3 separate regions of the Homo sapiens genome follow, and all the other regions are linked to region 2. Evidence: read pairs that join two places in POLR2A ChIA-PET (ENCODE). Cell type or tissue: CD4-positive, alpha-beta T cell. All regions are shown on one strand.

Region 1 (2,500 bases), 61 kb after region 2:
TCCTGGAAAAAATAAAACAGTGGAAGGTGAGAAAGTAAGATTCACCATAGAATACAAAGGGATAAAGGAGGGAGGAAAGAAGAGAAGCTGCAAAGAAATGTAGATGGAAGCACCAAGCTCCTTTAAAAGAGAGAAAAACCCTGACTGGGCATTTTAGCATGCAATTATGGTCCTTAAACTTCACCAGGACACTGTAGAGTCTCAGCAACCATTCTCAACCTTCCTGCAGAAAATTGATAGCCCAAATTCACATTTTTTTATTTTATTTTATTTTTGAGACGAAGTCTCACTCTTGTCGCCCAGGCTGGAGTGCAGTGGTACAATCTTGGCTCACTGCAACCTCCGCCTTCTGGGTTCAAGTGATTCTCCTGCCTCAGCTTCCCAAGTAGCTGGGTTTATAGGTGTGCACCACCATGCCCAGCTAATTTTTGTATTTTTGGTAGAGACAGGGTTTCACCATGTTGGCCAGGCTGGTCTCAAATTTCTGTCCTCAAGTGATCTGCCCACCTCGGCCTCCCAAAGTGCTTGGATTATAGGCATGACCCACCGCACCAGGCCCAAATTCACAAAATTTAAATGCCCCTCTTTCTTCTCCTTCACAGCCAAACTTCTCAAAATAAATGTCTCTTTTTTTCTGATCTCCACTTCCTCACCTCCTCCGCCACTCCACAGGGTGCCCCTGAGCCCACTGTCCTGAAACCACAATGACTCTGATCAGTTCCACACAGGTCCATGCTGACAACACTCTGTCTTAGACCCTCATTGTTTCTCCCGACCTCCAGTCCCACCAAGCTGCCTGCTTCTCTCTCGGATGTCTCAAAATCACCTCATACTCAGCATGTCCAAAACAAAAATTAATAATCTTCCTCCTCCAGTGTTCCCCCCTCCTCGGTAAATGACACCACCCTGGACCCAGTGTTGATCTAAGAACAAATGCTGGGGCTCACACTTGGTATCTCCGTTTCCCTCTCATCTCTCACATCCTGCCAGTTACCGAGTCTTGTCAATCCACGTTCTTTAAATCTCTTGAATCTGTCCCTAACTCTGATCTTCCTGGACCTCACTCCAGGCCAGTCTCATGTTTATCTACTGATTGGAAGGCTGATAAGCATTGGTTTCTTCTGATCTATTCTCCACCCCACAGGCAGAACAATCTTCTGAAAGACAAGCCTAATCAAGCCACAACCCCTCCAATGGCTTTCCATTGCCTTCAGCCTGTTTACAAACACCTCAGCATGCATGATGTTCAGAGTCCTCACATTCCCCACCCATCATTCTTCTTGCAGAGAAGCCACATTGCTCAACTCTGGGGGATGCCATTCCCAGCCTAGTCTGTGAATGATAACTGCTGGAGTAGTGCAGTGCACAATCTGTGTGCCTAAACAGGGCAACCTTGCCTCCGTGTCACACTTTATACACTGTGCTGAAAGCAGCTCCCCGATGCATATTTCTTCTCTCTCTGAGCCTTTGCATATTGCTGTTTCCTGTTTATACTTTTACCCACCTCGATATCATTTTCTTCTGGTTAATCTTGTACTTCAGATCTCAGTTTAGATATCACTAACCCCATGAATTTTCCCTTACTCACTTCACCTCCCAAGTTTGGATTAGGAGTATCCCTAAGGTTTATGTTTAGTGCCCTCTGCTTAACCCCTATTATTGTATTTATCCCTTCATCCTATAATTGCCGGATTACTTTTCTGTCTCCCTCTTTTAGGGCATGGACTGTGTTTAATCCACCTTGATGTTTCTAGTTCATTGTATAGTATCTGGCACATAGTAGATACAGAGCAAATACTTTTGAATGAATGTAACTTTGAGTAAATAATTTAATCTCATCAAACCTTAGTTTACTACTAGTCAAATGAGGCTAAGGATGCCTGTCCTCAATACCGTGGAGAATCATATAATAAAATGTATATGAAAATGCTTTGAAAAATGGAAAGAAATACGTAAATGAGAGAGAAGGAGACTGAACAATTGGTATGGCATTATGATAATGAGAAAGTGACAAGGAATGAGATGATTTTCTGCAGAGAGAAGCAAGAGAGACACATTTCCACCCTATCATGTATAAGAACTAATGCCTGTGCTGCTGAAGTGAGTGCAAATTCTGCATCTTATTTCTGAACTAGGATGAGAAGCCAGAATGTTTCAAAAGGTGGGAAATGAGGAATGTAGTAATCAAGCTACAACTTCCGCTTATTAATTGGTCACACAACCAGTGCTGTATATTGATTTATATGTCATATACATAATATATATCAATTTTGTCACACATATTAAGATATATATGTTATTAAGATCAAGTTTCTGATATTTGTTCATTTATTTAATTAATTAATTTTTGTAAAAAAGACCAAGTTGCTGAAAATGGTGAACGAGGGGCTCAGATAGTCAAAGAATAAACACAGCCCTTCTTCCTTGGGCATCAGTTGGATTTAATGATTCGGGGAATTAAGTCACTTAACTTGGTAGGTAACTTGAAGCAGTATTTTCA
Region 2 (2,500 bases):
TCAGTAGGTTGCAAAAATTTTCTCCCATTCTGTAGGTTGCCTGTTCACTCTGATGGTAGTTTCTTTTGCTGTGCAGAAGCTCTTTAGTTTAATTAGATTCCATTTGTCAACTTTGGCTTTTGTTGCCATTGCTTTTGGTGTTTTAGACATGAAGTCCTTGCCCATGCCTATGTCCTGAATGGTATTGCCTAGGTTTTCTTCTAGGGTTTTTATGGTTTTAGGTCTAACATTTAAGTCTTTAATCCATCTTGAATTAATTTTTGTATAAGGTGTAAGGAAGGGATCCAGTTTCAGCTTTCTACATATGGCTAGCCAGTTTTCCCAGCACCATTTATTAAACAGGGAATCCTTTCCCCATTGCTTGTTTTTGTCAGGTTTGTCAAAGACCAGATAGTTGTAGATATGTGGAATTATTTCTGAGGGCTCTGTTCTGTTCCATTGGTCTATATATCTGTTTTGGTACCAGTACCATGCTGTAACCAAACAATTTTTAAAGGGAAGTTCATCAAATGCTTTTTTGCCAACCAAAAAAAAAAAAAGAAGTAAAAAAGATAGACAATCTTTTCTTAAAAAAAAAAAATGTTTCTTTTCTAATTGTTTTCTTTTCTAAAAACATAAGTCTATATGCCAAAGATAAAGCTTTGATGACTGTACACACCCTGTCTTCTTCCATAGTAGCTGTTATTACTGCTGAGCCTTCTGAAAAGTGTTTAAGGAGTGATAACAAGGGACCCTAGAGAATCTGAGACTTTTCGTTGCTAAACAAAAAATCAGAACCACGCTTGAGATGTTATACTACTAAGACAACAGGAACATTTGTCACATATCAAACAAGAGACAGGGTCTGCTAACTGCAGCGATGGCCAGAAGAGACAGCCTGCAAGTCTAGTTCATCCTTATGAAGAAAACAGGATCTGAAAAAAACTCACACCTCGAAATCATCTCTTCTGTGTGACGGGACAAGAGAAAAACCGAGGGCAAAATGCAAATTCACATGCAACTAGAAATCACAACTAAAAATCTGTAATGTATGATATGTGCTAGGCTTTACAATAAGAGTCTATGAGAAACAGCTTACTTCCTACCAGCCAGGACAAAATATTCGCACACTGTTATACAAACAAATCTTCCTAGCCATACGGTAGTTCCCTCTGATACAGCACTCTGGGCAGAGAGCAATAAACAAAATCCAGACAGGAAGTAGCCAGAAAGAATAAATGGCAGAGCTTTCTGGCAGTATCTTCCTGTAGAGAAACAAGAGACAGCTTTTTATTTTAATAAAATTATCTTAGAACCCAGGCCCTAAAATTACTTATTAATATGATTCCCCACAGAGGTGGGGAAGTTATAAATGAGGTTGTAGTGTTTTGGCTCCACTCCTAGAGTCAACATCATGAAGTGAACTCTATTTACTGGCCACTGACAACTCCAGAATCAAATTCCCATCCAGAATGAACAATTTTGACCTACCCCCTAGTGGGTGCCCTTTCTGAAGCCTTTTCTCATTTTAAGGCATATGGATTTGTGCTAACGGAAATTCCACGTAAAAATTTCAACCTACCAAAATGAGTGCATTCTTTCCACAGAAGAATGTTTGAAGAAACTACAGTTGCTTTTAAGTTAAGATTGACAGGTCAGGCATGGTGGCTCATGCCTGTAATCCCAGCACTTTGGAAGACCGAGGCGGGTGGATCACTTGAGGCCAGGAGTTCAAGACTAATCTGCCCAATATGGTGAAACCCTGTCTCTAATAAAAATATTAAAAATTAGCCAGGCATGGTGGAGCACACCTGTAATTCCAGTTACTTGGGAGGCTGAGACAGGAGAATCGCTTTAACCCAGGAGGCAGAGGTTGCAGTAAGCCGAGATCACGCCACTGCACTCCAGCCTGGGAAACACAGTGAGATTCTTTTAAAAAAACAAAAACAAAAACAAAAAACGTTAGCAATACATTCAAAATTTACTTTCCTAACATGGATATCTAAACAATACATTAAGCAAGATATCATATTGCATGATATGCTCTGGTGCTGTCTGTGAATAATAATGCCTCTTTAAAAGGTGTTGTGTCTTCCCTGCACTGGGCCCAGCTCTCCTGCCACAGCCCCTCACCCCCTGAAAATGTACACCTGCTCCAAGTTCGTCTCCACTCCCTCCTTGGTCAAGAGCGCCTCACAGCTGCTAAGCCATCTGCTACCTGCAGTGGTGCTGAAATGACCAGAGACACTGACAGGTGAGAACCTCAGCAGCTTGGTAGTCTCACGTCCCCTTACCTCACTTGTCCCTGGCCGCAGCTTGGAAAGCAGCGCCATTTCAAGGGACATCGACACAACAGCCAAGTTCATTGGGGCTGGGGCGCCACAGTTGGGGTGGCGGGCTCTGGGGCTGGGATTGCGACTGTGTTTGGGAGCCTCATCATTGATTATGCCAGGAACCCTTCTCTGAAACAACAGCTCTTCTCCTACACCATTCTAGGCTTTACCCTCTAGGAAACCATGGG
Region 3 (2,500 bases), 190 kb before region 2:
CAGCATAATTTTAGTGTTGAGTTGCCCAAGACACAGTTGCTTTCAGTCTTTCTTCAGAGAATCCCAGAAGCTCCTAGAATATGTAAGTAGGGGCATTTGTCACCCCTACTTATTCTCACAGTTGAAGTTCAAGTTCATTCCTATCATTGAACAGGGGAGAAGATTCAGAGAAGCAGCCAAATTCCAAGTGATTTGGCATGAAAAAATCTCAGCCTGAAAGTAATCAGAGGCCTAGAGTTTTCAATCTCTCTAAGTTTTGTAGACAATTTACATAATTACATTGGCACACACATTTTTCCATTTCAATAAAAAAGCCTCAAAGATCTTTATGTTCATGGACAAATCTTTAATATTGTAAAAAATATAAAATAAACCAATATAAACTCAAAAATTCCAAATAGGGGCATGATTCCTTGATTTTTCTTTTCAGAGCCAGTAAGAATACATTTCAGATAGAGGAAAAGGGAGGTCTGGAACTTTCCTTTGCCAATACCCTTCCTCCACTCAAACATACACAAGAAGCTTTATTAGCCAAGTCTCCCCCACTTTGCTTTGATATTTTGAGCCCAATTGAATATGACTGATCACAGCTCTCAGTACATGTTTGTGGGCAGATTTTTGCTTGCACACATAGTACGAACGTCTTTGATCAAGACCAGCTGAGAATACTGGCCTAAATAGGTAGACTTGGCAGAATTCTCAACCTTGGCTATTTCTATCAAGGCTAAGGGGTTCATACTACCTTTTAGAAGTCTTTTTTCCTCATGGAACTAATTAAATATAAGTCTGTATAATAGAAGTAAAGTTAAAACAACTATAATAATTTCTGTTTATTTTTGATTACAGCAAAACGGACTGAACACAAAGTGGTTTATAAATTCCATGCTTACGATCACAGACAGGAGCCACAAACCATGAATGCCAAAGTAAACGCAGACCAAGCTGAGTGTCAGAGTCAAAGAAAATATACATCAAATTTAATGATACATATTTAATGATATGTATAATCACTGTAATTGCTTGAGTAGACAGGAGGAGGCGCCAAAGACACATTTCATCAGCCTCACAAATCAGCTGGTCCAGATGGCCCCCCATCTTCTTCAATCCTACTCCAGCGCCCAGAGGACAAAGTCCCTGGACCGGTAGTGAAGGCCAGAGGACCACACATACTCATTTACTCTCTCCATTCCCTCCACAGGCCAGAAGCATAGGCTGGGATGGTGGAGTCAAAAATGATCTCCTTGCACAATTCCTGCTCAGAAGCTCAAATAACCTATGAAGAGCTACCAGATGTGTGTCTCTTTGTCAACATAACTCTAGCACAAAGCACAGAGTCAGGGACAATTTGTTAAAAGGATGACCCCTGCGAAGACGGCTATTTGTGTTGGGAGATGAGGAAGAAGATTGGCATGGCAATGTGAAAGTCTTAGAAATTCACCTCCTAGTGCATGTAAGTTAATTGGTTTGCTTTCCTAACATCTAATACCCAAGGAAATTGGAGTTTTAAAGACTGTTAAGATATTGGGTTCCTACAGAAAGAGGGAAAATATATGAGAAAAAGCATCCCCCTCAAAACCCCACTTCTTCATTTAATACTTGTTTTGGGGTTTTTAAAAAAACTTTTAGGTTCAGGGGTACATGTGCAGGTTTGCTATATAGGTAAATTTGTGTCATGGGGGTTTGCTGTACAGATCATTTTGCCACCCAGGTACTAAGCCTTTTACCAAATAGTTATTTTTTCTTATTTTCTCCCTCCTCCCACCCTCCACCCTTAAGTAGGCCCCAGTGTCTGTAGTTCCCCTCTTTGTGTCCATGTGTTCTCATCATTTAGCTCCCCCTTATAAGTGAGAACATGCAGTATTTGGTTTCTTGCTCCTGTGTTTGTTTGCTAAAGATTATGTCCTCCAGCTGTATCCATGTTCCTACAAAGGACATGATCTAGTTCTTTTTTATGGCTGCATAGTATTCCATGGTATCTATGTACCATACTGTCTTTATCCAGTCTACTGTTGATGGGAATTTAGGTTGATTCCATGTCTTTGCTATTGTAAATAACGCTGCAATGAACATACATATGCATGTATCTTTATGGTTAGAATGATTTATATTCCTTTGGGTATACACCCAGTGGTGGGATTGCTGGGTTGAATGATAGTTTTGCTTTTAGGTCTTTGAGGAATTGCCACAGTGCCTTCCACAATGGTTAAACTAATTTACACTCCCACCAACAATGTATAAACATTCCCTCTTCTCCACAACCTGGCCAGCATCTGTTATTTTTTGACTTTTTATTAATAGCCATTCTGACTGGTATGAGATGGTACCTCATTATGGTTTTGATTTGCATTTCTCTAATGATCAGTGATGCTGAGCTTTTTTTCATACGCTTATGGCCACACATATGTTTTCTTTTGAAATTCACTTAACACTTGTATCAAAGACAGGCCCTATTCCCTTTTCCCTCCTTTCAGAACCCTTTCCTCCTGTCTTATCTCCTGTT

The links. ChIA-PET counts read pairs that join two places held together with the same protein. Peaks named below come from ENCODE experiments on the same cell type or tissue, not always from the same donor. Only the 100,000 strongest peaks of a DNase experiment are listed, where the experiment ranks them.
Region 1: POLR2A ChIA-PET joins it to region 2 with 6 read pairs; 11 of 35 experiments call an interaction of 5 or more read pairs at or near these places.
Region 3: POLR2A ChIA-PET joins it to region 2 with 5 read pairs; 1 of 35 experiments calls an interaction of 5 or more read pairs at or near these places.

Annotation. Positions count from the first base shown.
Region 1 is chr2:197,322,207-197,324,706 of GRCh38, forward strand. No RefSeq gene overlaps it. Among named protein-coding and RNA genes, the nearest start is that of ANKRD44-DT, 12 kb to the left of the region's middle. In CD4-positive, alpha-beta T cell, no CTCF peak of the experiment used is centred here; a DNase peak (open chromatin) is centred at 1,335; H3K4me3 peaks cover 916 bases; H3K27ac peaks cover 1,245 bases.
Region 2 is chr2:197,260,990-197,263,489 of GRCh38, forward strand. The region is part of intron 1 of ANKRD44 (ankyrin repeat domain 44); the gene reads right to left. The region is part of intron 5 of ANKRD44-IT1 (ANKRD44 intronic transcript 1); the gene reads right to left. It also overlaps the pseudogene ATP5MC2P3. Among named protein-coding and RNA genes, the nearest start is that of ANKRD44-IT1, 40 kb to the right of the region's middle. In CD4-positive, alpha-beta T cell, no CTCF peak of the experiment used is centred here; DNase peaks (open chromatin) are centred at 1,122 and 2,222; H3K27ac peaks cover 2,013 bases.
Region 3 is chr2:197,074,896-197,077,395 of GRCh38, forward strand. The region is part of intron 16 of ANKRD44 (ankyrin repeat domain 44); the gene reads right to left. Among named protein-coding and RNA genes, the nearest start is that of ANKRD44-AS1, 120 kb to the right of the region's middle. In CD4-positive, alpha-beta T cell, a CTCF peak has its summit at 1,040 (motif pointing right); a DNase peak (open chromatin) is centred at 1,046.